Regions from separate parts of the Homo sapiens genome. Here region 1 is linked to region 2. Evidence: chromatin loops called from intact Hi-C (ENCODE). Cell type or tissue: dorsolateral prefrontal cortex. All regions are shown on one strand. Links, peaks and the distances in the headings refer to the core of each region. The heading gives the core; the rest is flanking DNA. Region 1 overlaps CFAP61 (cilia and flagella associated protein 61). Region 2 overlaps CFAP61 (cilia and flagella associated protein 61).

Region 1 (15,387 bases), core at 3,249-11,248, 110 kb before region 2:
AGTTCCATCCATGTTGTTGCAAATGACAGGATTTCCTTATTTTTATGGCTAGGTACTATTCCATTGTGTATATAGACCACATTTTTTTTTTATCCATTCACTTGTTGGATGCTTAGGTTAATCCCCTATCTCGGCTATTGTGAGTAGTGCTGCAATAAACATGAGTGTGTAGGTATCCCTTCGATATACTGATTTCCTTTCTTTTGGATATATACCCAGCAGTGGGACTGGTGGGTCATATGGCAGCTTTATTTTTAGCTTGCTGAGGAAACTCCAGACTGTTCTCTACAGTGGCTATACTAATTTTCACTCCCACCAACAGTATGTGAGGGTTCCCCTTTCTCCACATCCTCGCCAGCATTTGTTACTGCCTGTCTTTTGGATAAAAGCCATTGTCACTGGGGTGAGATGATGTTTCACTGCAGTTTTGAGTTTTATTTCTCTGACGATTAGTGATGTTAAGCATTTTTCATATACCTGTTGGCCATTTGTACCTCATTTCAATATTTGAGAAAATAAATTATGATTATTCTTTAGTGCAGGCTATTCATTTTATTTTATTTTCCTAATACCAGACTCTTTGGTGAAATTCCTGTATATCTGATTGTGTGGCTGTCGTTTCCACAGCAGCCCTTCTCCACTGTCACCTCCACTGCTGCTCGTGGTGGTCAGCACTCACTGGGCCACTCTTCTGTGCCATCGCACACTTCCCCTCTGCTACTCCCCCACAGCTCTCTGAGGTGGGACGGCTGGCCACGGTTCTGCAGGAATGGGAGGGTCTGGCAGAGGCCACATTGCATAGTCCAGCTGAGCTAGGCAGACACCACTCTATGCATCACCACTTCCTGTGGCCTTTCCCATTTGACAAACGAAATGCTGCAAATAGAAAAATCCTCCAGTGGAGATTTTTTTCTTCCGGAGGTTTCATTTTCTGGAAATCTACAAGACCCACAAGAATGGCTGGAGGGCCTTTAGTGTGTCTTGGGCAAAGGTCCGTGGCCACTTCTGGTCTGCTGCCTGGGCCTGCTGTCCACACTGAGTTCATAAATGGGTCCACAGCAAATATCCGTACACAGGTAGAAGTTTGAGGGTATCTCAGTGAGTTGTATGAAACGTGGTGGATGCCTTGGGCTTGACAGTTTCCATGGCTTCCCTTTTAAGCTTTAAGACTAAAACCCCCTGGCTTTGTGCACAATGTTAACTGAAGAGCTCAGATCTGGGGTTAAGAAAGACGGAGGCACAGAGTTTTGATGGGATCACTTGGAAACGAAGGGCCCTTTACTGTAGGGGCAGTAGGAAGCTGCGGATGACATTCTGCAAGGAAGGAAGGTGTCTGAGGAGCTGAGCATTCAGTGAGCCCCAGCCTTACAACTCGGGTTCAGGTTTCCAGTTAGGTTGGCCTCCTGCAGCCCTGGGTTAAGTGTAGGGCTCTGTTTGGCCTGCAGCATCTTTAGTGGATTCCATTGCCACATGCACGCCTTCAGCAGCCTCTGACTTGGGCATTCAGCCACCCAGCCCTCCACTTCCCTCAGCTGCATTTACTTGCTGGATCCTAAGCCACTGCTGTTTGGTTTTAACTTTAAACCTCTGTTTCCCAATCTAAGCCTGCTTCAGATTAGGAAATGATTTACAGTTCCCAGCTGGACCCTGGGAGTGAAACTGAAAAGTGGGGGCACTGAGGAGAAGGTCCCAGGACACGCACTTCGGCCCTGTATGGTTCAGTAACCATGTTCCCAGCTTTGGGGTGAGACACCCCGGAGTGTGAAGCTTGCTGTGTTACCATGGAGCTGATTTAAAATCTCTAAGCTGGTCGGGCGCGATGGCTCACGCCTGTAATCCCAGCATTTTGGGAGGCCGAGGCGGGCGGATCACCTGAGGTCAGGAGTTCAAGACCAGCCTGGCCAATATGGTGCCCTGTCTCTCCAAAAATACAAAAATTAGCTGGGTGTGGTGGCGGGTGCCTGTAATCCCAGCTACTCGGGAGGCTGAGGCAGGAGAATCGCTTGAACCTGAGAGGCAGAGGTTGGAGTGAGCTGAGATCACGCCATTGCACTCCAGCCTGCACAACAGAGGGGGACTCCATCTCAAAAAAAAAACAAAAACAGAAACAAAAAACTCCAAAAACCCCTCTAAACTTCAGTTTCTTCACTGGGAAAGTCAAGATGATAACAGTGGCTTCTCCACTCTCCTTAAATCACAGCAAGAGCTGTGATTAAGTGGGGCACGCACTGGGAACAGGGTGCGCGCTCCCTAGCAGTGCCGTCCAATAAGGCGCGTGGGGGCTCCCAGGAGGAAGTGACAATGGAGATGTGGGAGTTGCCTATGTAGACGGTAACACGAGGTAGAAGCTAACCCAGGCCCCGGCACTTGGCTGAGTGAAGCAGGGTAGAGCCAGGCTGGAGATTCAACCACTCACTGAACACAGCTCTTAACGTTCCACAGTTCTGCTAGAGATTCTCATATTGAAAGAAATATTTTAACTTAAAGTTTCACAAATACCTCACTATTTATACCTTGGGGTCAAATTTCTTGCTGAGCGTGCAGCCCTTGGGCTACGCAGCCTAATGTCCAGTTAATTCTGTAGTATTTTGAGAAAGAAGTTCTGGTTATAAAAGGAGTGTGCTTTTGAGGCACACTGGATGGCTTCCCTGTACATCTTTAAAAGAACACACACACACATATGTTCCGCAAATGGCTGGCAAACACAGGCAGAAACTAAAGGAATGCAACGTTCGTTCTTGAGGGCAAGTAGATGCAACTCAGATTCAGTTTTCTGCCAGCACTCTGAGCTGATCAGAAAAATACAGTTCTTTAAAAAAAGGAAAAAGAAATTTGCCCCCTATAAAAAGATTTAAATAAAATCACTTCCCCTGAAATAACACAGTCTGCATTTACATGCTCCGCAGTTTGTTTATATGAGATACTGTTGTTTTAAAAAGTAAAACCATAAAATGGGAATGTAGGGAAAAGTCTAAATGATCAACAGCTATCAGCTGCTTATAATTTGCAAGGAATAATCCACATATCCATTAATCACTCTTACCTCCTTGGAGGCTAAGATTTGGCGTAACTCTTTCCTGAGATCAATAAAACGATCGTGGAACAGGGCCAGGCACCACGGCTCGGTGAAGTAGCTGGTAAGGAAAGAAGAGACTCAGTGAGCTGGCAACCCTCTCATTACCACTAATAAAGTATTTACCTGCTTTTTTGCCTTTATAAATTACAGTTCTGGCCTCATTGCAATCGTTTGCTCATAAAATGTCTTGTGGAACAGCCTGACCAATCAATTTTTTAAATGGATGTTCCTGCTGTAAGGCCAGGTCCCATAATTACATTTAAAGTGGTTTAATTCAGAGCTGGGGCAAGACCCAGTGAAGAATCCTGATTTTATCAGAATTTAAAAGCCTGAAGACTTGTAAAGAACGGTGTCTCCATTATCTGCCCTCGTTTGAGAAAAACAGATTGCAAGATTAACTGCTGCATAAATAAATTAAATTTGGGTAGACAATAACACAAATGTTGTTCATCATTAAGCTTTCTAGATTAATAATGGCCAGAAAAACAGGCTGCCTTTGTGCTGCAACATGCTGTTCGCACGGTTGCATCGACGCTTAATTGAATCTCTTGTAGGAGAGCTGCATTTTTTGGTGTTCATATTTGCTAACTTTTCACTGAAAGTTGAAATGCTTCCTTATATGGAGAACAATAAGATTATCCTTTATTTAACTGGAAAATTTGATGCATTTTTGGAATAACCAAGAACTCTTATTGGTATTTTAACTCTTACTTTAAGTGTCTTGGAACAGGGAACTTAACTGCTTCAGGGTCAAAGCCACGTCGCTCGGGTGGGCTTTGCTCTCCTCTGGATGTGAGCTAGCTGCCCTTATTACTGTTTATGGATGTTGTGTGTGCGCACAGGGGAAGGAAAAACCTGGTGCCCCCACGTGAATGGGCACCTTCCGTTTTCCAAGACGTAAAAGTTAGTTCTTAGGGATGGAGGTAAAGTGTCCCAGGGGCCACGGGGGCACTAGAGGACAGATACGACGCCGAGAGTCTGTGTTAGGGACAGCCTGGCACTCAGCAGTATCAGGCCTCACCCCACGCCCACTCGCTGGATCAGAACATGGCATCAGTTCCTGCTGACTTGCCCGCGTTGCTGTTTAGGTGGTATGTTCATCCAGCTGTTAACACACTGTCTTTCCTCAGCGGCTGAAATCCCCCATGTTTGTTTCCATGGCACCATCGGAGCTCCCACCCCCTTGGTTTTGGGGGTCTACGGCCACCTCCGTCTGGTGGCGGAACCGCCTGCTCGCTGCTTTCCTCATTTCCAGTGCTGCCTGTTCCAACAGCCCAGGTGCTCTCGGGCCATGCTCCCTGCCCGGCGCCTTTAAACTCTGCTCTCTGTGTTGCCCGTCGGGGACCCTTCATCGTCTGCTTCAGAGAGGGAGTTCTGTGAAGTCCCACTTTCCTTGGGAACCCACTGTGGTCTGTCACGAGCTCTGGCCCTCCATCTAAACACCCAGGTTCCCACAGCCTTATCATGCAGAAGAGCGTCACTGCCCTAAAAAGCCCTCTGTGATCTGCCTACTCACCCTCTCTCCTTGCCTCCCTCTGAACCCCTGGCAAATTAACTTTGGAGGAACTTGAATTGTATTAGAGAAAATGGGGGCTGTGTAGCAATTTTTGTAAAACATTGAAAAAAATCCTAGTGTCCAGGTTTTATTTCAGAAATAGAGTGGTGTTCTCCCAACCACACAACAATACACATCACACTTGCCAGCAACTCTAAAGGGAATGGATTTGCGACTTGAGGCTGTGCACTCCAGGTGCCCATGATGGCTGGCCCAGGGCTGGGCCTCGGGGCCCAAGCTCCTGGCAGAGACCTGCATGGTGAGGGCAGGGCTCAGACCCGGCTGCTTTCCCCTATCCAAGGAGAACTTCAGCACCAGCTACAGGCTCCCAGGTGAAGGTGGCCAGGAGGAGTGAGGGTGTCTCGGATCTTGTGGGCTTCCTAAAATCATCCTACAGCAGCAGCATGGCAGCTTTCGTCATTCAAACTGGAAAAGCTCTGAATTTAACCAAACCTATTTTACAATTGATCGTAATGTTGAGTCAAATGAAGATGGTTTCCTTTTGATACAAGAATGTTAGGAAGAAATTCTGCTTTAAGAAAAGTTTTAGGAACCAGGTATGATGTGTCATGCCTACAATCCCAGCACTTTGGGAGGCCAAGGTAGGAGGATCACTTGAGACCAGGAGTTCAAGACCAGCCTGGATAACACAGTGAGACCCCCATCTCTACAAAGAATAAAAAATAAAAAAAAATTAGCCAGGTGTGGTGGTGACATATGCCTGTGGTCCCAGCTACTAGGGAGGCTGAGGTGGGAGGATCGCTTGAGCCCAGGAGTTCGAGGCTGCAGTGAGCTGTGATCACGCCACTGCACTCCAGCCTACTGCACTCCAGCCTAGGTGACAGAGTGAAACCCTGTCTCTAAAAAAATAAAAATAAAAGTTTTAGACCTCCCCCAGGTTGAACGATTTCTATGCTTTAGGCTCCTTCTGTATCCATAGGAAGGAGAGGGGCATCTTGGATCCTGGTGAAGCTTAGGGCCAGGTTTCTGCATTTTTGGCCGCCAGGTACTATGGTGCTATCAGCATTCGTGATGAGCTTTTGGGAAATTTGTATTTCCATGAATATTGTGAATTTTAAAAATAAAAAATATTAACTTTTTCCCCCAATTTATATTCAAAAGGGGAAGACTACTAGGAGCCATGAAGTAACCCACACAGCCTGCCGTCTAGAAATCTTCAGGAGAGAGGGCCAGGTATGCACATGGCTCCAACGTGCTTTTTAAGGGGCTGTGTGCACGTGGGCATCAATGCCACAAAAATCATTTTTGCACAGCTGGGAGAAAAAAGTTATACCTCTTCAAGACTGAAATAGAAGACATTACTGTCTCTGTTCATGCTGCCAATGGCCAGCCTGGTTTATCTGGGAGGACTTAAATTCCCCATCACTTCTGCAAGTAATACACTTTTCCAAGAAGCCCTGGGAGATTTTGACTTGCGGAACTGAATTAACCATTTCTGGTCGATATAGTCCGATCATTAAGCAATTGACTAGACGTCTCCAGAGGTCATCCTTGCCTGCTCATCCAGGCAGTTACATCGACAGACTCATGAACTGAGTGGGGATGTGAAGGCCGGCTTGGCCATTAGACACGCTGAAGGCTGAGGAAAGCTGATCAACATAACACACTGGGAGAAATTGTAGGAAAAAGTCCAACACATCTACGGGGAAAGAGAAGTGGTAAAGGTGTCCTTTAAAGGCCGGGATCTCAAGTCCAAGGCCAAGGCCTTCCTGGCCAGCAGGAAAGGAGTGCTGCGACTGCAGGTCTGCCCTTTCCAGCATTGGCACAGCGTGGCGGTCCGCGCTCAACTATGCACCAGGTGGCAAGGAGGAGGCGGGTGGCAGGGAAGAAACATATCACTTTTTCCAAGATTTTTTTTAACAAAAAGCATTCTAGTTTTCTCTTGGCATGAAAAAAAAGTGTCTACTTTTAGAGCTGTTCACAGGCTCCCCAGCTGACACTCACGCCTACAGAGAGGGCTGCTGGAAAGTCAGGAGGAGCCACTTTTCTCCAGGCAGGCAGCTGCCGCCAGGGAGGCCTGCGGGTTTCCTTAGAGAATGATGCTCTTGCTTGTATGTGTCTTTTCTGGCACGGTGGAGGGCAGACTGTTCTCCTTCTAAGATGCCTGCCCGAACGTCAAGCTCAGCCATGAGTGTCAATCTTGTGATGCCAGAGGATGGAGCATAGCTGGTGGGGCTTTCCTCTCTATGAAGCAGCCTGTGTCCTGTCTCCATTCAATACACAGAAGGCAGGCAGTGATAAATATCATGGTAGCAAACAGATACCCAAGGCCAGGTATGATATATGGACGCATCTACTTTGGCCTGAATGACATTTGGAATTTGGGTTTCAGGCCTTTCTTTGATGAGTCAGATTAGGCAATGCTGTGTCCTCATTTTCGTGTGGCAGCTGTCAGCTCAGTTGCCAGGGATGGCCTCCGTGGTTCGTCCTTGCTTTCCCACCAGTCTGGCCAGAATTGCTCCTCTCCATTGGTCACAGCAGGCATCTGGGTGTGCCAACCCTGGCAAGAGGTCTGGGTGAGAGGCAGGCAGGATTGTAAACACCTTTCCCAAAGCCCCTGTGCTCCATGACCTCTTCCATGGTGGGACGTCTGCTAAGAACACTAGAACCATGTCCTAGCTTTCTTTTTTATTCTATCCATCCATCCATCCATCCACCCACCCACCCATCTATCCATCCATCCATCCATCCACCCACCCACCCATCTATCCATCCATCCATCCACCCACATCTATCCATCCATCCATCCATCCATCCATCCATCCATCCACCCACCCATCTATCCATCCATCCATCCATCCATTTATCCATCCACCCATCTATCCATCCATCCATCCACCCACCCATCTATCCATCCATCCATCCACCCACCCATCTATCCATCTATCCATCCATCCATCCACCCACCCATCTATCCATCCATCCATCCATCCATCCATCCATCCATCCATCCATCCACCCACCCACCCATCTATCCATCCATCCATCCATCCATCCATCCATCCATCCATCCATCCATCTATCCATCCATCCATCCACCCACCCATTCTGTCCATCCATCCATCCATCCATGCATCCATCCTAACAGGTCTAGTGAGGCCTTCCTAAACCCTGTTTCCTTATTTCCAGTGGCTGCTTTCCTCTGGTCCTCTTCCTCTGCTGCATCACACCACCCCTCAACAAACATCCCTTCCTTCCCTATGCTTCCACGTAAACTTTTCTCCCTCTCTTCTCTGTCCCAGGTGTCTTCAGAGCTTCTGACATTAACGGTTGCAAGGAAGGAGAAGACCTAGGGTTCAATTCTTTGCCATGAATCGAATATGGCCCTCACGCCTGTGTCAAACATGTGAAGGGCACTGAGGGTACCATGGTGAGAGAAAGCCCCTGCCCCCAGAAATGCACACATGGTGGGTGGGGGTGGAGAATGTCAGAGCCACTTATGATGGCCTGGCATGGCAGGGCTGCAGAGGGGTGCACGCTGGGGAGGTGGGGGCTGGAGTGTGTTCCACAAGGCCTGGCACTGTGGCCCTCTTGACCTCACTTCTTTGTCCTCTCTGCAGCTTCATCCCTAGGCTACCTCTCTTGGGCTAGTGTTTGCCAAACTTCAGTCACTTGGGAATCAATCGTTTTCTGTGTGACTACATTACTGAATACTTCCAAATTTTCTTAAAATTTTTTTTTTTTTTTAGAGACAGGTTGTTGCTTTGTCACCCAGGCTGGAATACAGTGGCACAGTCATAGCTCGCTGCAGCCTCAAACTCCTGGGCTTAAGTGATCCTCCTGCCTCAGCCTCTCAAATAGCTGGGACTATAGGTGCACACCATCACACCTGCCTAATTTTCTATTTGGAATCTTTCAGAAACGGGGTCTTGCCATGTTGCCCAGGTTGGTCTCAAACTCCTAGCCTCAAGTAATCCTCCCAAGTAGCTAGAATTACAGGCACCAGGCCTGGCCCAAAATTTTCTTTACATTGATTTGTCTTTAAAAAAACTGAAATAATTACTTTTGTCTTGTCCTAAGTAATGATACCTATGAAATCACAGGTTTGATGTGCTCGTTATGTTTTATTCTAATTCCTGTTGGAACAAATCCATCATTAGTAAGATGTGGCTGTGCTGCCTGAGCTATCCTGCATACCACCTGGTGGGTGCTTGCTACACTCTGGGAGGCATCCTGTTCTATTATAGCTTCATGCTGGAGGCACACTTAGATTCATCTGGGGACACAAACCCACAGACTCTGTTGCACACCATTTCTGTGCATTATCTCATTTCATCCTAATTCTAATCCTAGAAAGTGGGACATGCTGGCCCATTTTACAGATGAAGACATAGATTCAGAGAGCTTAAATGAGTTGCCCAAGGTCACAGAGTTAATAAGTGGCTGAACTAGGTCCTACCCATAGTTCTGTGTAACCCATGCTCTGAACAACTGTGCAACCAAATCTTATTTCCTTATGCTTTTTCCCGAGTCTTTCTAGCAACTCTCTTAATCACCCCAGTTTCCCAAGTATCCCCTACATTAGCTAGGATTAGATATGATTGAAATTACAGAAAGTTTCAAAGTAACTGTGGCTTTCAAAAGGCAGAAGTGTACTTTTTTCAGGTAGAGAAGGTCTAGATGGGGAGTCTAGGGCTGCCAGGGTGGTTCCATGGACATCAGAGCAGAGTACATTCATAGGGGCCTTGGCCTCATGATTCAAAATGGCTGCTGAGCTCCAGCCATCACATATATGTTCTGGGATGAAGTATGGGAAAAAGAGGACTCATCTCCTTTCTTCTAAGGAGAGTTCCTGGAAGTTTCACAAAGCACTTCCATTTATATCTTATTGGCCAATAGTTGGCCATATGGCTTTCTTGGTTGCATGGGAGGCTGGGAACCACTGTCATTTATTTTAGATATGATGTACTTCCTTATAAATCAGAATTCTGTTCCTGAAGGGGAAAGAGAGAATGGATGTTTTATCAGCTGTGATACCCCGAAGACTCTACAGCATCTACTTTTAACAAAAATCTTTTCTTAAATTTATGAAAATTGGGAGATGTTTTTGGTTGAGGTTTCCAGAGCTAGAACATGTTTATCACTCTAGACTCCAACTACTCCAAAACCGAACACTCTGGGGAAAAAAACCCACAGAATATTTTCCATGTGTGACTTCTACCTCCAAGCCAGTGGGAAACTCCCTGTATCCTCAGAGTCCTACATGTTCCCATCTGGCCCGACCTGGCTTAACTGCAGAGAACAGGCACAATTTGCATTCACACTGTCAGGTAGGGTTATGATCATTTTATTCTACTCATGAAAGAATGTAAATTCATGCATTTCAGTACAATTTTCAAAAATAAGAATAGGAACAAGTAAGTATTTCTAGTTATTCCTGGGTTTGCTTGGAAATGAGACCCCATGACACGAGCAGACACAGCCCTGATGCCCTGCAACAAAAAATCCCAAAGACTGAGATGGAAATCGGACTGAATATTTCCTTGAGTTCAGCCTGAGTTTGCAAGAATCCGTATCTAGTCAATTTTTTGATTGCTTTGAGGCAGATCTAGAAAGGTAAGATTAATGATTTTGAAAGCAAAACCAACTAGTTCTTTGATGACCAGTTGTAATTGTCACATGCTATGATTTACATAACCGAAAGAGCAGCAGCCTCGAAATATAATTTGGCTGTGGTCTCATTGTCACAATGCAGAGCTGGCCTCAGATGTTTCCTGCTCTGCAGAAAAACGGCTTACAATTCATTGGCACTAAGACTGAAATTCTAATTTTCAGCAGAAATCAGCTATTTTCTGAATGGCTTGTAAAATTCCTCTCTCTTAATGCTACAGAGCACTGTTTTGCCAATGATCCTGGTTTACCTGGGAATTCAGAGGCTAACACTATGGCCACACACAGCGGCTTATGCCTGTAATGCCAGCACTTTGGGAGGCCGAGGCAGGCGGATCACTTGAGGTCAGGAGTTCGAGACCAGCCTGGCCAAGATGGCGAAACCCCGTCTCTACAAAAAATACAAAAATTAGCAGGGTGTGGTGGTGCATGCCTGTAGTACCAGCTACTTGGGAGGCTGAGGCAGGAGAATTGCTTGAATCCGGGAGGCAGAGGTTGCAGTGAGCTGAGATTGTGCCACTGCTCTCTAGCCTGGGCGACAGAGCGAGACTTTGTCTCAAAAAAAAAAGAAGAAGTTAACATTGCTTAAAACTAGGTGCCTCCCACACCCTGGGCTCCCTTGCCTGGCAGCACTGGTGCTGGGAGGCACTGCTTTGCAAGGCTTTCTCTGCTCCAAGTGCATGGTTTGCCTCTGCTGGAGGCCACTGGGACCAGCATGATGTGTGTTGTCTGTGAGCTGAACACCCAGAGCTGTCTCGGAGGGAAATCCTGACCAGCCCACAGGCCCCACGACCTCCCCTGACGAGGGAGGGAGGCTGAGCTCTCTTGCAAGCACAAGTTTTCCTTTAGGTCCTTTGATGTCTATAAGAACATGGAATCTGACCTTCTGTGCCTTCATCAGGTCACATTTGCTCTGGACGGGACCAGAAATTCCCTGCCACCCTTGCAACCAGAGTCTTAGTTTTCAGAATGTTGAAGAATTACCTGAAGGATCTGTCTGCTGTCCATTTGTTTTTCTGAATCCCAGACACTCAGCCCGGGAACAGCTTAGAAGATGGAATATGTTAATTCATGAATTACGAATCTAGCCAGTGCTAACATTTCTCTCCTTGCTCTGATCTCTAAGGAGTGGGAAGCCACACATATGGGCTGAGTTGGTGATCCATTCTCAGGATGCAAGTTGACTAAACAAAGACCGATGCTTGCGTTGGTGGTCTCTCCATCTCAGCTCAGATTCGTGTTGCTGACCTGGCCTCAGTTTCCCATTTACTAATGTCCTTTTTCTTTTTACCCCAGCTCTGCCACTTGTCAGCTTATGTAATCTGGAGCTAGTTAGCGTTAGTCTCTCTTAGTCTCAGTCTTCTTAGCTGTAAAACGGGGATAATGATGGTCCTTTGTTCCAAGAGTTACTATCCGAATTCAAGGAGACACTCCAGGTAAAAGATGTGGCATTATGCCTGGCACAGGGGAGAGGCTCCGTATCAATGATTATTACTGCTATTGTTCTTAATTATCCTATTGCATATGTTTGTGTAGGCTGCTTCACATCCTTTCTGGTGTGAATTAGAAACTAAAATATTAAAATACTTTTTTGTTTGCTGCTTAATTCAAAGAAAGTCTTTCTTTGGCATAACTGCAGTTTTTCTCCTCAGGGAATGCTTTTCCTCCATTTGAAAGTACTGCATAAATTAATTTGCCTGCCATTTTATAGAGCAATAAAGGTAAGAGGACATCGTAACTAGCTTTCTTGAAGTTTTGTCTTTCACTAAAGAATTATGTGGAAATGGGCCAGGTACATTGGCTCATGCCTGTAATCTCAGTGCTGTGGGAAGCTGAAGTGGGAGGATTGAGGACAGGAGCTTGAGACCAGTCTGGGCAACATAGGGAGACGCTTGTCTCTACAAAAATTAAAAAATAAAAATTAGCTGGACGTGGTGGTGCGTGCCTGTAGTCCTAGCTATTTGGGAGGCAGAGGCAGGAGGATCACTTGAGCCCGAGTTTGAGGCTGTAGTGAGCTATGATCATGCCACAGAACTCAAGCCTGGGCAACAAAGTGAGACCTTTTTTAATTTAAAAAAGAATTCTGTGGAAACAAATAAAAATTGCATGGAAATTGTTAAACTGAGGCCTTACTTTTTTTGTGTCTGAATTGATGAAAATTAAATGCAAACTGTCCAAATGGAGTTATTTCTTTGCTGTTTTGCCTGCTTACTACACTGGGTGAGCCAAGTAAATCAAAATAGTTAAACCAGTTGTTCACTGAACATATTGAGATGGCAGTTGGGAAAAGTGGCCCCGGAATTAAGGCCCAGGCATTCTAAAGCCCAAGCAGGCTGAATTTTCTTCTGACCTGTCTGACTTTTGGTCTTACTTGCCAGAGCGAACCAGTTTTCTTGTAGAAATAGCATAATGTTTAGACACTTAAGAATTTTGTTTCTATTTAAGTTTATCCTGAAAGCACAGCCGCGGGTCATTCACACACTTTGCCATGGTGGGAAGCTGGGTTTGGCAGTGCCTTACAGCAATGTCTGCCGTCAGGGTACAGGACTGAGTCTTAGTGCTCTGCCTCTTCCCTTTTAGTCCATCTACAGTATTTGTTTGCACATTGCTGGTTTCTTAGGGGCTGCACTAATTGAATTTGCACAATAAATCTAGTGCCCTGGAAGTTGGCCAGCTATTTACATTGATTTGTTATATAAGTTCAGCACTAATAGTATGAGGCAAGGTTAGCATTTAATTCTGCAGAAAAGGGGAAGCTCTTAGTGCTTCAGCTTCCCTTCCTGTGCCTGTCTGCTCTCATTCTGCTTCTCTCTTCATAGAGAGCACAACCATTTTCCTTTAATTAGGCTGCAGAGAGCCCAGGCCAGCATTAGGCCAGGCGGCCACTCAGCCTCACTCACAATCATGCCCATTTCCTATCTATTTTCTGTAGGAAAAGAAAAAAAAAAGTGTATATGTGCACATATAAACCCCCACGAGTCAGGGGGACAAAGGAGCAAGAGAGAATGACCTTTTGTGAGGCTGAGGCTGCAAGAACTAGCAAACTCCATAGAGCAAGATATTTCACTCCCTTATTATTCCTTTGGTTAAAGTAATGGCTCTTTAAATTCTGAACAAGTGCTCAGTAGAAATATCATTGACCAGGACAGAACACACACACCATGTTTGAAATGTGTTTAAAATAATTTTAAAAATAAATAATGAATACATGTTAAAAATAATTCTCTTTCAGCAAATAGGCTTTTCTAATTAATGTGTTCCTTTTTTTTTTTTTCTAAAGCTTTTACAGAGAGAATAATAAACCACAAACTGTTTCTTCACTTTTTTTTGTCACTCTTAGGATTTCAGGGTTGTGGTTTCCAAAAATCAAGCATGAAAATTTAACTAACATATTCCTAGTTCATATCTCACCAAAACACAATAAGAGGGTAATGGATTACAACCCACAGAAGAGTGCAGGAATCCTTAAGTCCACAATGATAAAGATGAATGAATGAGTAAATAAACGGAGGAGAAGGGACAATTCTTCCTTACAGTAGGATGCTAAGTAATAAATATGTAAGAATTATGGAAGTAGAAAAATCACCATTTGGTAAACAGTGCAGTAATAGTTATTTCAGCCAAGAATTGTCCATGGAGTCTAAAATTTGTAGAAGAAATTATGAGACATAAGGTATTTATATAGTCTCAAAGTATCACTAATTAGTTATGAAGGTAAAAATACCTGTATAAATAATCTCAAAGTAGCAGCTTTCCAGGGGAAGAAACCTGCAGCCTCCATTCTAACCAAGTGATCACAGTTAACAAAACTGCTGGGATCCAGCTCACCAGCTGGTGAAGGACACTTCACTCTGAGAGAGGACATTCTCTTGAATTCCTCACAAGGTATCAGAGCCCCATTTTTTTAGAGCTGGGAGGGATAAGAGATTACAGATTTTGGCAACCTTCTTGTTCTACAGGTAGGAAAACAGAGGCCCACCGCTGCACCTGCTGAAGCCCCCATGGTCTGGTCCAGGAGCCATGAGCCACCAGCGGCTTCTGAGCACTTAAAATGTGGCTGGTCTGGGCCAGGTGTGGTGGCTCACACCTGTTAATACTAGCACTTTGGGTGGCTGAGGCAGGCGGATCACTTGAGGTCAGGAGTTCGAGACCAGCCTGGGCAACATGGTGAAACCCTGTCTCTACAAAAAAATACAAAAATTAGCTGGGTGGGGTGTCACATGCCTGTAATCCCAACTACTCAGGAGACTGAGGTGGGAGGATCACTGGAGCCTGGGAGGCAGAGGTTGCAGTGAGCTGAGATGGCGCCATGCACTCCAGTCTGGGTGACAGAGTGAGACCCTGTCACAAAACAAACAAACAAACAAAAAACGGCTAGTCTGAATTGAGATGTACCTCCTGTATAAAATACACACTGAATTTTGAAGATAATGCAACAAAAATGTAAAATAGCTTATTACTGTTTTTGTATTGACTAAATGTGGAAATGACAATAGTTTTGGATATCTTGGGTTAAATATAATATATTATTAAATTAATTTTCTCTGTTTCTTTTTATGTTTTTAATGTGACCACTAAAAAGGGTACAATTTTGTATGTGGCTTCTGTTATATTTCTACTGGACATCACTGGTCTAGATAGAAAGGTGAAGAAAGTGAGTCTGTTGACCGCCTCCTGTGAGCATCATTTCAAATGCAAGGATGAATGTGCAGTGGGCCCAGCATCCAGAGGTGCTCTGACAGCAAGAGATGACGGACATGTAAAGAGAACCACAATACGGTACAATACTGTGGGATGATGGCTGCACTAGAGCAGGCGGGAGCTCCGCCATCACTTACAGGCGCTGCGTACAGAGGCACGGGGAGGATCTACTGAAGCACTGGAGAAGGAGTCGGTGTTTGCAAGGGAAACCAGGCCCGGGAAAGCGTGGAGGCACAAAGCAGGCAGGGCCTGCTGGGAATGACAGGTGGTTTGACTGCTCTAACGTCCAGTCGGATGCAAGGTGGGGGGCAGTGGGCGGGGCAGACTCTAAATGCTTGTGTATGGGGCTTGGACTTTATCTCCCAAGTGATGGAAAGCCATGGGAAGGCTTTAAACAAGTGAGTGCTGTGGACATCCTATTTAT
Region 2 (15,387 bases), core at 2,510-10,509:
GGCCAAATGAACACAACCCACCAATCACAAGAACAGTCATTTAAAAATAATCCAAATCTATCACTTAAATGTCTTGGGCATTATGAAGAACACACAGTCTTAAGATCTGTTCTTTCCCCTCCAATTCACGGCCCTCTACCCCATAGTACAAGCTGGTGTTTTCTTCCTCAATGCCCTGCAATGCAAGAGCACCACCCCACAGCCCTAGCCTTGCCCTGCCCAGCTCCTGATCCTTGCCACAAACACGCATGCTCCTGCGCTGGCTGGGCAGGTGACAGGAAAGAAGGCTGGGTCCTTTCCTCCTGGGCTCCCCTCAGAGGCCAAGTGCACCAGACAAGGGGGGAGGGAACCAATTAGCTGAGCCCACCCCACCCTGGATGACGCTACGCCCCTGCCCATCTCCACCCCTGGAGGTCTCCCGCAGGGCTGAGGGAGACTGTAGAAGCCTCTGAGAGCAGGGCCACTGGCTCCTCGGCTCTGCTGGGGATCACCAGGGCCAGGAGCAGGAGGGCACGGAGGACAGCAGGGGAAGTAAAAGACTGGGATCCTGGGACACCCCAGGAAAATGCCTGCCATGCATGTCTCCCGGTGCTGGAGGGCCCAACAGGCTCCTCCTAGGAAGGACAAGACGCAGGACTCAGGCCTGACAACCACAGACAAGGAGATGTGTCTGTGCAGATTAACTGCACACAGCTAGCAGATAAAATAGCATACTTAAAAAAATAAAAAGTCAGAACACCACCACAGTATTGCCTCATCACATGGAGCTTACATCCTAGGGAATATCAGGGAGTGAGTTTGGGCAAAGCACTTCAGCTCTCCCAGTAGCACCTCAGCACTTGGGGAAGAAAGGATAGGAATTTACACAAACTGCTTTTGGTGTCCTTTGAAGAGGAGACCAAATGTGTTTTATAATTTCTTGCATGGAAATAATACAAGAACAAAGTTGTGTTTGTTTTGTTGTCAGATGACAGAATTACCAGATTTTCTGGAGAAAGAGGTTACTGTCCTGAGCCTCGAGTGGATTTTCCAGGAATGATGATGCCCCTGCTGAGTCTGACAATGCAGCTCAAGACTACAAGGAGGCAGCAGGGCGCTGTGGCCCCTGCCCGTAATCCTAGCACTTTGGGAGGCCAAGGCGGGCAGGTCACTTGAGGCCAGGAGTTCGAGACCAGCCCGGCCAACATGGTGAAACCCAATCTCTACTGAAAATACAAAAATGAGTCGGGCATGGTGGCTTGCACCTGTAGTACCAGCTACTTGGGAGGCTGAGGCAAGAGAATCGCTTGAACCTGGGGGGAGGCGGAGGTTGTAGTGAACCGAGATTGCTCCATACACTCCAGCCTGGGCAACAGAGTGAGACTCTGTCTCAAAACAAAAACAAAAACAAACCAAAAAAGACTACAAGGAGGCTGATTCTCCTAAATTTTGCTTCCAAAATGTAGATTCAATCCTCATTGGTGGTCAGTGTTGGGTGAAAACTGTATTTCTTCATTTCAGCTCAAATCATGTATAAAATTAAGTTCAAATGGCAGTTAAACTGGGAAAGTAAAATACGCAGTAGGTTACCATGGTGATTGCTGACTTAAAATAATTAGAGAAAATAATGAGAAAACTATTTCCTCTCTTAAGGATTAGAGATCTGTAAACTGATACCAGTCTATTTTTAGTGTACGTAATCTGTGTAATGATGATAGAGAATTATGAGTATTTTAGAATGCTTTAAAAAGCTCTGTTTGATTGGGAAATTTAATCGACCCAATACTTACATCAAAATTTATACTTGTCTTTATTAGATCTAAGTTGACTCCACAAAAAGAAAATTACTTGTATATGTCTCAATGTAATCATTTAAATAAAACATTATGACTAAGTATATAGCTGAATTAAGATTTAAGACCTGTTTATAACTTCTTAACTGCTATAATTTCACAGCTCCACCTTAATAATTCATCATTCGAAAATGGTTGCATAAAACTTGCTGTTCAAAAGTTTTCGAGGAAGAGACCCATCAGAACAAGTAAAGCACTCAGACTATAACGTGGCATACCCTGGGAATGGAATATTCCTAGGTGCTTCTCATCATTTCATGCTTGCAGTGAAATATTGCTGCAGACTGACCACATTATTCAAAGCACATGAACTCTGTTACTAACTTCAGTAATGACTCATAATTTATTTCTAGTTACCTAAGAGTATGTTCTGGAGAACTGAACAAACTGGCTAGAAAGTGAAAAAATCAATTCTTTTTTTATCTGGTTAATGTGATGTTAAATGAGCAAAATAACCACTTGGGATTAGCTCGTCTCCACGTTAACCAGGCACATACACCTTTTGAGGGTCATTTCCTCCATCCATTTGCTTACCCAGCCCTTCACAAGGCCCCACCTGTCCTGAGCTAAGAACTCTGCTGGCTTCCAGAAGAGTGATGGTAGGCTGCATTTTCCCATCTCCTGCTTACCTCTCAGCACCTGTAGTTTTGAATGGTAGCTAAAGTTTTTCATGTGATCCTGAGCAAAAGATTTGGAAAAACTGGACTCTTAATTCAGGGTTCTGTGGTTCCCAAAGTCAGGGTTTTAAAACATCTATGAAACTTTTTAAAAAATAAATGAAGATAGCGAGTTTGAGAGAAGCTAGACAATACACTGAGGGCTCCATGTTAGGTGCTGATGATGCCAGGCCATGATCCCGAGCTCTCAGACCCTAATCCAGGGTGTTTTCTATTAAAGAGGTGCTCAAGTGAGCACATGGAGAGAGAGACTGGGGATGCTGGAAATCCCTGAGCATCACCCATCAGAAAAATGGGCTCTGAAAGGAAACCTTGTTTAGTGCTTTGAGGGGGATGAGAAAACAGCATCAGAAGAGATGCACAGGCCTCCATATTCCCTGAAGGGTTTTACCTGTTCCAGGGGATCCAAAATTCAAGGGCTGGAAGAAAGGTCCTGGCCCACATGCCATTTCTGAAAGTGTATTTGTAATGTATGAAGTCAAAACTCATTGCCAAACCTGCCTGATTATGTGGAGTGTCTATTGACATACAGATTCCTAGACCATTCCCCAGGAGTCCAGATTCTGTAAGTTGGGTGCAGGATCTTGGAATCTACATCTTTAACAAATGCTGCAGGTGGTTTTTGTGATCGGGCCAGTAAGGAAAACATTCCTTTAGAAAAGGGGTCAGTAGGCTGTTTCTGGGAAGGGTGAGACTGTACATATTTTAGGCACTGAAGGCCATATGGTCTCTGTTCCAACTACTCAGCAGAGGAGTCTGCCATCTAATCTGCTATTGTAGCACAAAAATGGCCACAGACAACACATAAATGAGTGTGGCTGTGTTCCAATAAAGCTTTATTTACAAAAGCAGTTGGCAAGCCAGGCCTGGCCTCAGGGCTATAGTTTGCTAACCCCTGATCTAGAATATTCTTCTACTGATTCATCCATCCACATAGGCAGGGTGTGTGGAGTACCAAACAATCTCAGGTCTGTTCTCTGATGGTGTTCTCTTCAGATGTAGGAAGATAATTTTTATTATTTAAAAACCAATCAATCAATAGAGTGAAACAACTCACCAAAATACCAATGTCTCTAGGAAGGAAATTCCAACACTGGATGCACCAACCACAATGATCTTGGCATTGACAGTAATTTTAGGTTCCAATGTTAGTTTTCTGTTTGTATGGTTTAAAGCATAACTCATCTGGAAAAAAAATACGAAGACAAAGAAGGAGTCAAAGAAAACGTAGCAGTGTTCATACCCTCAAATTTGCAACTATGTAGAATTATCTAACCAGGACATTACCACCAAAACAAACCTAATAGTGCCCATGTACAGCCACCATAAAATGCATGGGAAGATGTTTTTAAGAAATTAATGTAAGAACATGTGGATATGCCTGACATCCCAGCTAGGTCACATCAAAATGCTGGTTTTCAAGATGTTGTCTTAATGCTGACAGATGTTTCATACAGAACTGAGATCCTTAATGATTAGAGACAACTAGTAAGTAACACTACAAGGAGACAGGCAAGCTACTCCCTGAGAATCTGTAGTTCCATGAAAGGTCCCAAGTCTTTTCTTCTGTCCACAGTTTCCCTGAAACCTTGAGTGACAAATTATATTAGTTGGGTACTTGAAGACAAGTTTTAGCTCATGTTCAATTCTCTGTCCCTCACGTTACTTAACGCGGTGTCTTGTGGACAGTAGATGCTCAATAATATTTGTAAAATGGCAAACATTTATTAAATGGCAAAAATGCATTCAATTATTAGGGTTGTTCAACCTTTCAGATACTTCAGAGTCAGGAGGCCTCTCAGAAGCACAGAAAGTAACTGGTGATCATGTTAATGTCCATGTTTACAAAAATTACCTGAATTAGTCATTGATTTCATTTACTTCCCTGCAGAAGCTGCAAGGGGTACATTAAATGTGCAAAGTAAAGTTTTACAAAGAAGTGATAGAGTAGTCTTGGAAGAACATTGGGATATGTGCCAAAAGATCTTGGTTCTATTTTTAATCCATTGATTCAACACACATTTTTTGGTGCTTACTATGTGTCTGGACAGTGACAAAGATTACAGCTGACTTCTCATTGGAAACAATGGTGACCAGAAGTCAGTGGAAAGATATTCTTATCACCTCATCCCATGCTGTTAATTACATCAGCATTAACTTCATCCTCTACATCAGAAATCTCCGCATTCTGATAGGTCAAACCTGCTTTGGATTTTCTTAAAACCCTGGGATACCAGGAGTTGGAAGTCTGACAGAATAATGGTAAAGTCTTATTTGGGTTCCCACCCACTTTCCAGTACTGTAGGGGTATGGGTGTGGCCATGCGCTTTGCCATTTAAAGGTAACATCTCAGATCTAGAGCTTAAATCCCATTTCTCTGTCTCTAGATAGCCTAGCAACATGGAGGAAGGAAAATGGCTTGAGCCAAACAATATATTGATAGAAATTTAAAACAAAAGTGGGAGATTCAGACTCCATAATTAACATTGCTTGTACCTCTCAACATCTGTTCCACCCTACAACTCCCACCTTTAATTTGGCACAACACAGATTTCGGAAGAGATTGGACTCACTCCCATTTTCAAGAGGGACTCTGATTCACGTAAACCACGTGGCATACTCCCACTCTCTTTCCTCAGTGACTGGGTCAGGATACACATGTGACCTAAGTTGACCTCATCAGAGTGAAGCCCAGGACTTTTGCATGATAGTTGAAGAAGAGAAGCCTTCTTGTTTTCTAGATGGCACGTGGTGTAAACGTGAAACCTGAAATGGCTATGGTCATCATGCCAAGAGGGAAACCATCCCAGGTTGAAGCCCCAAGAGAATCACACAGAAATAGAACAGGAATTCTTTTCAAACCCTACCCGAAACCCATACTACCTTTGGACTCTTCAGTTATATAAGCAATACATATCAGTCAGATATTGCCACAATAGGGCTGTGAAACCACTTCAAAATGCATTGGCTTAAAACAACTGTCACTTATTCTGGCTCATGCAATTCTAGGTCAGCTGGAAGTAGGCTGATCTAGGTTGGACTCAGGTGGGTCTGGCTCCAATTTGCAGATTCCAAACCTGCCTCACATTTCTCTTATTTGATGCAAGAGAGCCAGAGCATGTTCTTCTCACGGCAATGGCAGAAAAGTGAAAGGTAAGTGAAAATAGGAATACTTTTAAAATCTGGCCAAAGCAAGTCATGTAGCTGAGCCTAACATCCATGAGTTAGGGAAATATACTCACCTTTAGAAGGAGGAACCTCAAAATCACACAGCAAATGACACAGCCCAGGGAGGGATGAAGGCTGGGAAGAACCACACAGCCCACTGCACTTCCTTGATTGTTTAGGCCAGTTTGTTTTTTATATGCTACTGAAAACTTCCTAGATTGATATAGTTTCTAAATGAAAATAATAAATATACCATTTGGGTGAAAAAGTGCATGTTCTTCAAATAAACGTCAGTTCTGATTTGCTCTATGAGAATTTCCTAGCACAGATCCATGAGGAATTGTGCGAGAAATCTAGTTCCTACTGGTTCACCTGGGTGCCAGTGTGTACTGTACTCTGCTTAATTTCCAAGACAGGCAGGCTGACAGCAAATACACTCTAGCCAGCCTTAGGTTGGGTGGTCTAGAGCAAGGAAGGTGGGAAGCATATGTGTTGTAATGATGGCATCTAATCGCAGGTCTAGTTAACAGATTTAAAATGCAAGCATCTTGACAGAGGTCAGAAGCCAAGATTCTTTTCAAAAGGAGATATGTTCAGACATTCCCCTCTGCTGTTGGAAGTGTAAGCTAACATTGAAACATGGGCAGTAATGAAATTCTCCAGTAAAGAATTATACCTCATTTATGAAACAGCTCCTCTATCCGTGATACAAAGGCAGGCTGGGGAACAGAACAGAATGGCTTTTGTTTCCCACACAATAGCTGTAACACCAACAGCTGCCGGGCCTCACACATCACCTTTCTAACTGCTAAGTACACAAAGTGGCCTCCGGTGTCAAGAGCAGGCAACCAGTACCAATGATGGTGGGTGTCTCAGGAGAGTGATCAGGCATCACAATGATTCACAGTCAACCCAATTTTGTGCCCAGGTTTTAATTAAAAACATATCCATCGCCAGGTATGATGAAGTCTTCTGACCTGAAAAAATCGTGTTTTTCTTTTATTAGTACAGACGGTTTTTAAATGCCTTGAAAAAAATTCTTCCCAGCCTGGAAACATCCTTCAGTGACAACTGTAAATGAAGATGGCTTCTGCTGCTTTATGAAGGGTTTATTTTGCACAGAAGCAGGAAGCACAGGTTATTTTTTAATGAAAGCAGAATATTTTCTTCCTTTATGTTCCTTCAAACTACAAGTTTTCATGGGAAAGAAAAACAGACATGCAAGATCCTATGAGTCAAGCCAGCTTTTCCTTTTCTCCCTCTGAACATCTGCCAAAAAATGTCCCATGCATTGGAGATTCTGTTTTGGGTCTTATTTCCTTCATAGAAAGTAAAAATAAAAGCCCTAGTTCTTGACTCACATTTTATAGACAGAATTAAATGATCCTCATAATGGAAAATTATTTCAAAGATTAAACAGGGCGAATTGTAAGCTATTTACCTACCTACCATACCAAGAATAATATGGATGGGAAATCCAATTCTTACCTCCACATCCTTTCAAGACATTTCTATTTTTCTAATGGCATTAGGTTAGCATTTTAGACAAAGAGATTATTATTATTATTTGTTTTTCGAGATGGAGTTTTACTCTTGTTGCCCAGGCTGGAGTGCAATGGCGCGATCTCAGCTACTGCAACCTCCGCCTCCCGGTTTCAAGTGATTCTTGACAAAGGGATGATTTTAAGTGTAGAGATCAACAGTAACCCAGCAAGATAAAACAAACCATACAGCATGGTGTATAAGCTAACCTTTTAAGGCTAAAAAAAAATTCCTTAAAGTTGATGTCAACTCTCATAATGACTTTAAAATACAAACCATAGATTCCATTGCTTAGGTAGGAAAGGAAGGAATGATAGTATTTGATACTCCTGTTAGGAAATTCTAGAGTTGAGCTTGGGGGTTGCGGGGCGGGGAGGAATGTGGAAGATTCGGAGGTCAGATGGGAGGGGAGACCGGCTGAGATGAGAAAATAGGGAAGAGAAATGAGCAAATGTTAATGTTTTAACCTCTTTACCTATAATTCCCTATGAGCTTCTGAAATAAGACTGTACATGTGAGTAGCTGAGTCACTACTGGAGGAGTTTGTGGTTGCTTTTATCCATTTATTTGGTTGCCTGCCACCCTACAACTAGACTATTAACTCCTAGAGGTCAGGAACTATGTCTTTGCGTTTTGAGCATTTGCTGTATTTTAGCTGAACAATTTCTGCCATGCATTTTGGGGCACTTGGTAAGTGGTAAAAGAATAGATACATCAACTTTGTGTTTCATGGACCCTTTTTAAAGGGTGTTGACATAATTTCTGTATTGCAAATTATTTTAGTTGGTTCATTTCCATTTGCTTAAATGGCCAAATGAATAATCTGGATGTAATTATAACTACTTAGGATTAAATTTGATCTTTTTAGTAAAGATGATGTTGATGTGCACACTCAGTTGAGTTTATGTCATGATTCAGATACATTTGTCAAGAGAACTGAAATACACAGTTTTGAGTTTTAGGCACATTTGTTAACTGTTCTGTGTGTATAGAAAAAAATTGGTCAAAATATAATTTCATTGGATATACATAGACCCAAGTTCCGTGTTTCCGCATGTGGTTTGGTTTCTCTTCTGCACTTAGAATGAATTAGAATGACTACAAAAGCATTACTGAAACTCAATTTCAATGTTAGATTCAAAATCGGGAGTTACTAAAACAATAAATAGGCTGATACACTAGAGAGCAATAAAAATAAATACAAATGATCCTACATAATACATACAAGGTTCATACTAAAATGGATCATGATGCTGTCTATCTATGGTGAATTTTTTCTTATTATAGCATTTCTTTTGGAGGTTACATTCAACCTTTGGGATCATTAGCCTGGGTGTCATTAGCTTGGTGGCAAGGTTTAGGCTTGTTTTCTTAATTTTGCCACTGGTTGAAATTCTGAGCCTCTTTTTCCTAAATATCAGTTTCCTCGGGTATAAAATGGTAGTAAATTACATGAACCTCTGCTTTCCTCAGCAGGCAAACATGGGAACCAGTCTTTTAAAAATGTCTGCAAATACTTTGAGCTTTTCAGGCAAAGATGTTACACAAGGTAAAATTGCAGATCCTCTCTCCCATCTGCAATATGAAAGGCAAATCTTTGAAAAACACGTTTGAAAAGGGCAAAACAATGAGCTCAATTTTCAGCTCACACCCATGTGTATATATATCTTTTCTTACAGAAAGCTTCCAAACACTTCAAAGGGAGCTCTGTCCATACAAGGAAATGAAAGATGGAAAGATTCAAACCCATTAGGAATAAAATTTCTGAAATCCGTAATAAGCCTACTTTTGCTTTATAAATGTAATTTTTCTGATGCTTCTCTATCTCTCTTTTCTCCTTGAGAAACTCTCGTTTTCCCAATTTGAGCAAAACAAATTATGACAGATTTACAGTGGTGCGGCTCAAAGTTCAAGTTGACCTCTTTGAGGCAAAGTATTGCAATATTACAAATAAATAAAGGGTAGGGGGGTATAGACATTTTAAATAGAACCAATCAGTTGGAATCTCTTCCACAGGCATAAAATGCAATTCAAAAAGCCTTTCTACTAAAATAATTAAAAAGTTTCAAAAGTATGATATGAATACCAACACCTCTGTCCCGCAGAGCATAAGTCTGTTGAGGTCATGCTGTGGTTTTGAGACTTGCTTTATGAAGGATTCACTTAACTTTCCTCTCGGTTGGGGGTACTGGGAAGCTCAGAACAATTTGGTAGCTCCAGCACTTCGGAAAAAGTGTAAACTGTTGTGTCTGTGGTATCCACTGAGGGTAACGGTGATTCTAGGACACTGGCTTTTTTCTTAACACTGGATAGAGCATACTCAAAATCATGTAGCAGGGGTCAAAGAGTGGGCCATGGTAGCCTCTATGATTCAATGAGTAAATTTCTTTCACTTCCATTTTTCTTATATTTCTCTTTTCAACTCCATCTGTCTCAATCCCTCATATACCCATATTCCCTATTTGGGCATTATCATTATTTTGCATGTTTTTAAAAGCTAAAATTATTGCCACCCTATGACATTCACTTGTGGCCATTCTTAAACATTTATATTAGAAAAATGATTTGGAAGCTAAGTTGAGGGATTTTACCGGATTTCATCAATTCTAGTGTGCACATTTTTTTAAGCTGGTATTCCTGAAATCAGCCTTACAGTCAACAGCATTTCAACAGTAGCAGTCAGCCAGGCAGTAGCAGTGGCATAGTTGTCCTTACCTGTGCATGGGTGCTTGGCCATGGCTGTTCATTGTCATCACTTCAAGAGAGTCATGTGCATTATACGCACAATATGTGTTGAGTTTAAGTGCTTCTGACAATGTCTTCAAAAAGATTACAGCATGATTTGGCATTGAAATGAATGCTTATTGTTGTGTTCCCATAAAGGCCCAGAAACTGAGCAGCAAGGTGCAAATTTGATATTAGTGAAGCAAATATTAGTCATTGGAGGAATGGATGTAATTCCATGTTTTCTTGCAATGCAACGATTGAGTGCCTTTCAGGAGCAAATAAAAGATGACAAGGAGATGAAGCTGTGTTACATTTTGTTACTGAGACACATGCAAAAAAATTTTTCCACATCACCCAGCAAATAATGCAATTGAAGGGCACGTAAATTGCCTCCCCTCTCTGAATAGATGAAAGAAATTTCAAAGCACTAAGACTTATATGACTGATTCACATGCTGTTCAGGACTCTCATTTAGACGTTGTGTTACAATTTAATTGGCTGCATTTTTTTTCTTAATAGTACATAAAATAAAGGTACATCTTATAATTGATAGCAACTTAGATTTGATGAATTAGGTGGTTAATTCACTTGTTTCCAATTAAATAATAGCCCCCAAACAAGTAGCTCATATGATCATTAAAATATGATTGCCTTTATGCAATACACAAACATCGGCAAGGGAGATCCACTGTTGGCTTCTCTGAGACACTGAAATTCATTAATTCTTAATATAAGGCACATTAGCACATGAACCAAGATAACCTCAAATGGCTCCATGTCTCTCCTTTGCCACCTTGAGTAGTGTAAAGTGTTCAGAAATGGCCTCCGGGTTTCTGCAACATTCTACTCGAATCCTATCTGACATGTGTCAGCTAGCTGGCACTCCAGGTATCATTCTCAATACAGGGTCAGCCACAAACTGGAGAAATGACTTCTCTGGGGGTGAACACACAAGGAAAGGCAGGAATAAAGTAAATCCATGGCAGAAAAATGATGTACAGAACCAATTACCTGACTTGCATTGTTCTACAAGTAATAATTAGTACTACCTTACAGATATATGTCTTTAACAAACTACTTAACATCCAGCTACCTAATCATTCTCAAGCTCTATATCCCCATGAAAGAACTACTTGTACTGGAATAAAATGAGGACATGAGCTGAAAGGTTCGGGAAACACATTCAAAAGTGATGGAAGGCATTCTTCCTATTAAACAGTACCCTTCTGAAATGATGGATAGTTCTTAGAGAACAAAAATTGTCTTCCATGTATTAAACTACATTAAAAGGAAAACCAAACAAACCCTTACTTCTTTTACATTCTCTCAGAACACTTGTGATGCCAAATGTGTGAGTTTTTTTCCCACACTGACCAATTCTCTGACACCAGCAGGGTGTCTGTCCTATGATTCAATTCCATTCTGACACTGTCTACCTAGGCTTAGTCCCACAAGGCTGCTCCCTGTACCCCCACTTCACATGCCAATCGCAAGTCCATGTTGCCACCTGTACTTCTGACCGGCTGGCTATCAACTGGAGGTTCCCATGACCCCTGCTTAGGTTCGATAATTTGCTAGGATGGCTCACAGAACTTGGAGAAACAGTTTGCTAACTGTATTACTGGCCATTATAAAAGGGTGGGGCTCAGAAATAGCCAGCTGCACAGGGCATGGCAGGGGGAAAAGCACAGAGCTTCCATGTGCTTTCCAGACATGCCACCCTCCCAGCACCTCCAGTGTTTACCACCCAGAAGTTCTCCTAACCGCTTTGGTTAGGGTTTTATGGAGGCTTCATCGTGTAGGCATGGTTGATGAAATCATTGGCCACTGGTGGTTGAACTCAACTTCTGGCTCCTCTCCTCTCCGCGGAGGCTGGGGGGTAGGCCTGAAAGTTCCAACCCTCTAATGACATGGTTGGTTCTCCTGGCAACCAGCCCCCTTCCTTAGAGACTTTCCAAAAATCATTTTGTCAATATACAGACTCAGGTGTTGTTGTAAGGAGCTTGTAATCAATAACAAAAGATGCTCCTCTCACCTTTATTGCACCAGAGTTTTGTCAGGGGTGGGGAATGAAAACAAAATATGGTAACAAAAGATGTTTCTGTTGCTTTTATCATTTAGGAAGGTACAAGTGTTTCAGGAGCTCTGACCAGGAGCTGGGGACAGAGACCAAATGTATATTTATTTTATCACAATATCATAGCATATATAAGTTTATAATACACATTTTGATTATGAATGTCTTAATAATGAGTTAAGAAATCAAAGAAATATATGAACTAATCTGTGGTAAATTTATTCTCAGATTTTTGTGAAATGAAAAAAATTTATATTGTTGGTTGTTTTCCCATCCTAAAAACAGTAAGGGGAAGGTTTTTGGAGAATGTATGGGGCATCATCTAAGTACTATTTGCTTAAAGGAAAGAGAATTTCAGGTCATTTTTCTCTTTCCAATCCATATCATAAATGGTGGGACATATGATATATCAGAGATGCATTAACAGTTGCTATTTAGCCATAGACTTTAAAATATTTTGTACTTACTATCCTGGAAGTAGGCTGGAATCTGCCCTTATTCCTATAGAAACAACTTAAACTATACAGCAAAGAGTTACTATGCCAAAGAGTCATTTCTCCAACTAGAAAAGCAACTCTGGAAAAAAAATTTTGGGATAAAATCAATATTCTAGAGTCAAAGAACAAAATTTCAACAAATTGAGTTTCACAGATCTGATTGACTTTTATTAGCAATTCATGAACTGGGCAGCATCCAACCTACAAAACAGAAAGGAGCTCTGATGAGCTAGACAGAGTGGGTAAGTTTTATCGGCAGTAAAAAAGTGAAGGAATACAGGAACAATGAACAAGTAGTGGATTGGTCATTTCGATATTACTTTCCTTAGAGAGATGTAAGCAAAATCTTGTTGGCTTAATGGGATTTGAATATCACCTCTCTCCTGGTTTCTCAGAAGGTCAGATATTTCAAGCAAATAACCTAGTTTCAGATTGGTAAAGTGGAACTTTAGCACAAGTGACTCCATCTGGGGCCCACTATCTTTAACACTAGCAACAAGGACAGTCTAACTTGTTAGTGGGGAAGGCAACTGAATGTGTGAAGCAATTCTGAGGGCATTGAGATAACCTATTCAGTATCCTGATGTCTGAAATTCTACCACCAAAACTTTAGCAGAGCTTAATTCAACAATTTCAATTTGACAGATACATATCAAGGATCTACCAGATGCCAACAATTGGTCTAAATGCTGAGGTGTGAATGAGGCATGGTTCTTGTCTTTAAGGAATTCTCATTAGGTTGGGGGACAGACAAGTAAACAAATAAAATGCAGTACATGTGACAATGGTAGTGTATCAGGAAGCTACTGTTGTGTAACAAACCAAGCCAAAATACAGTGGGTTAAAAGAGTACGTATTCATTTGGCTCATGGTTCTGTAGGTCAGTAGTTTAGGCTGTGCTCACCTAGGAAGTTTTTCTGGACTCAGCTGGTGTATTAATCTGTTTTCATGCTGCTGATAAAGACATACCCGAGACTGGGTAACTTATAAAAGAAAGAGGTTTAATTGGACTTACAGTTCCACGTGGCTGGGGAAGGTCTCACAATCATGGTGGAGGGTGAAAGGCACTTCTTACATGGTGGTGGCAAGACAAAATGAGGAAGAAGCAAAAGTAGAAACCCCTGATAAGCTCATGAGATCTCGTGAGACTTATTCATTACCACGAGAATAGCACAGGAAAGACCAGTCCCCATGATTCAATTACCTCTCCCTGGGTCCCTCCCACAAGATGTGGGAATTCTGGGAGACATAATTCAAGTTGAGATTTGGGTGGGGACACAGCCAAACCATATCAGCTGGGAAGCCATGGAATCAGCTGAAGTTTAACTGTTCTAGGACAGCAGGAAAAGTCACATAAGGCAGCTTGGAGAAAGTGACAGTGGAGCTAAATTTAGCAGAATCAATGGGATATTTCCAGGTGAACAAGAGGGAACAAGTTTCTGGATGAGAGGGAAAAGCCAGGGCAAGGATTTGGAAGGATGACACACCCACTGACCCATAGGTCAGTCTACATGAATGGATTTGCAGATTATGTTCTGAGAGCAACCTTTGAAAGGAGAAGGCTGCATGGTCATGCAGAGGCAATACAAGAAGCAGACACAGAGGGAGACACAAAGGGAGGAGAAGGAGTTGGGACAAAAGGCTGGGAGGGAAAGCTGATGGCCAATTGTGTCCACACCACGACCTCCCTTCAGGCAACATTATTTGGTAAATCTCTGCACACAGAATAAGATGAGAACTTCTGTTCCCCCAGGGAATATGCTGTTTGCTCAGGCCCAGTAACTTAAGTGGCTATTTGCTCTGCTGGCTTAGGCCTCTGGTTCATTTGCTAGAACAACGATAGCAGTGGCAGAAAACTCATTTTTCTGAGAAGTTTGGTCCAAGTGAGTGCTGTTCCACAGATACAACTTTTCAATCTTGCTATCTTGCCACCATTTTCACTCCTGGATATTTATTTCATATTTATTTTCACTCCTGGATATTTTCAACACACATGTGTCCTGTGAGCAAGCTAACATGCGCGACTCTATTTTAAATTTCTAATGTGTGCCTCCATGCACAATTTTAGTCTTTCAGCTAGGCTCACTATTTCTGTTGACATCCAATTGTATCTCTGACTTAGTCTGAAGAAATTAAGCATATCTCTTTCATCTCAATGCAAACAATGGTTTGTATTCTCTTTCACATGACTTGAAAATTCTGTACACCAAAAGGCTCGCTGGGCTTTTGTAAAAGCAATGCACAATGATTGTTTTGAAAGAATAAGCCTTTCTGAAAATTCCTACAGAGTATGCTAAGGCTACAAAGTTCAAAGGAATTTGGTCAGATTCAATGGAATAGCCTCTTGGTTCAAGTGAAGGACTTGGAGGGAGGAATAAAACAAATCCACCTTCTTTTTAAATAGAAATGAAAAGAGAGCTAAGCAGAAACGTCAACAGGAAGGAAGCTGAAATACAATAAATGGGAGTGGCCACTGCTGAACACAAGTTAGAGAAACATTTTAATAAAACACACAAGGCTAATTTCAGTCACTCAGATACTTCACATCAGATCAGGGAAAATAAAGATCTAAGTCTTTACCGCTAATTCTTAGGAAATGAAGATCCCATCCCATGAAAAAAAAAAAATTGGTATAGAAAATTTCCACTGTTTTTCTTCTCATTCTTTGAATCAATTCCTGATGATTTTGACAGCAGTTTAAAAAAATGTTAATTCCATGCTCTCAATGGAAACTTTTCCAAAACAGTATTCAAAATATCTGAAGTAGTTACGAAAATAAAAATAAAACCCCCAACCAAGCAAACAGCAATAACAATACTGCTGTAATTAATCAGCACAAAAGGCTTCCCCATGCCCAGAAGTCCTGG

Evidence for each region. A loop is a pair of places that touch in the nucleus more often than their neighbours do. Peaks named below come from ENCODE experiments on the same cell type or tissue, not always from the same donor. Only the 100,000 strongest peaks of a DNase experiment are listed, where the experiment ranks them.
Region 1: a loop joins it to region 2, with 2.2 times the contacts of the local background. A loop is called at or near these places in 2 of 110 quality-filtered maps.

What each region holds. Positions count from the first base shown.
Region 1 is chr20:20,329,578-20,344,964 of GRCh38, reverse strand. It overlaps CFAP61 (cilia and flagella associated protein 61), which reads right to left. Exons shown (of 27, transcript NM_015585.4): 26 at 3,044-3,134. Among named protein-coding and RNA genes, the nearest start is that of INSM1, 31 kb to the left of the region's middle. RefSeq lists a silencer at 10,219-10,418. In dorsolateral prefrontal cortex, for the core only: no CTCF peak of the experiment used is centred there; DNase peaks (open chromatin) are centred at 6,674 and 10,934; H3K27ac peaks cover 1,816 bases.
Region 2 is chr20:20,216,556-20,231,942 of GRCh38, reverse strand. CFAP61 (cilia and flagella associated protein 61) reads right to left here. Exons shown (of 27, transcript NM_015585.4): 18 at 3,567-3,694. Among named protein-coding and RNA genes, the nearest start is that of CFAP61-AS1, 44 kb to the left of the region's middle. In dorsolateral prefrontal cortex, for the core only: no CTCF peak of the experiment used is centred there; no DNase peak of the experiment used is centred there.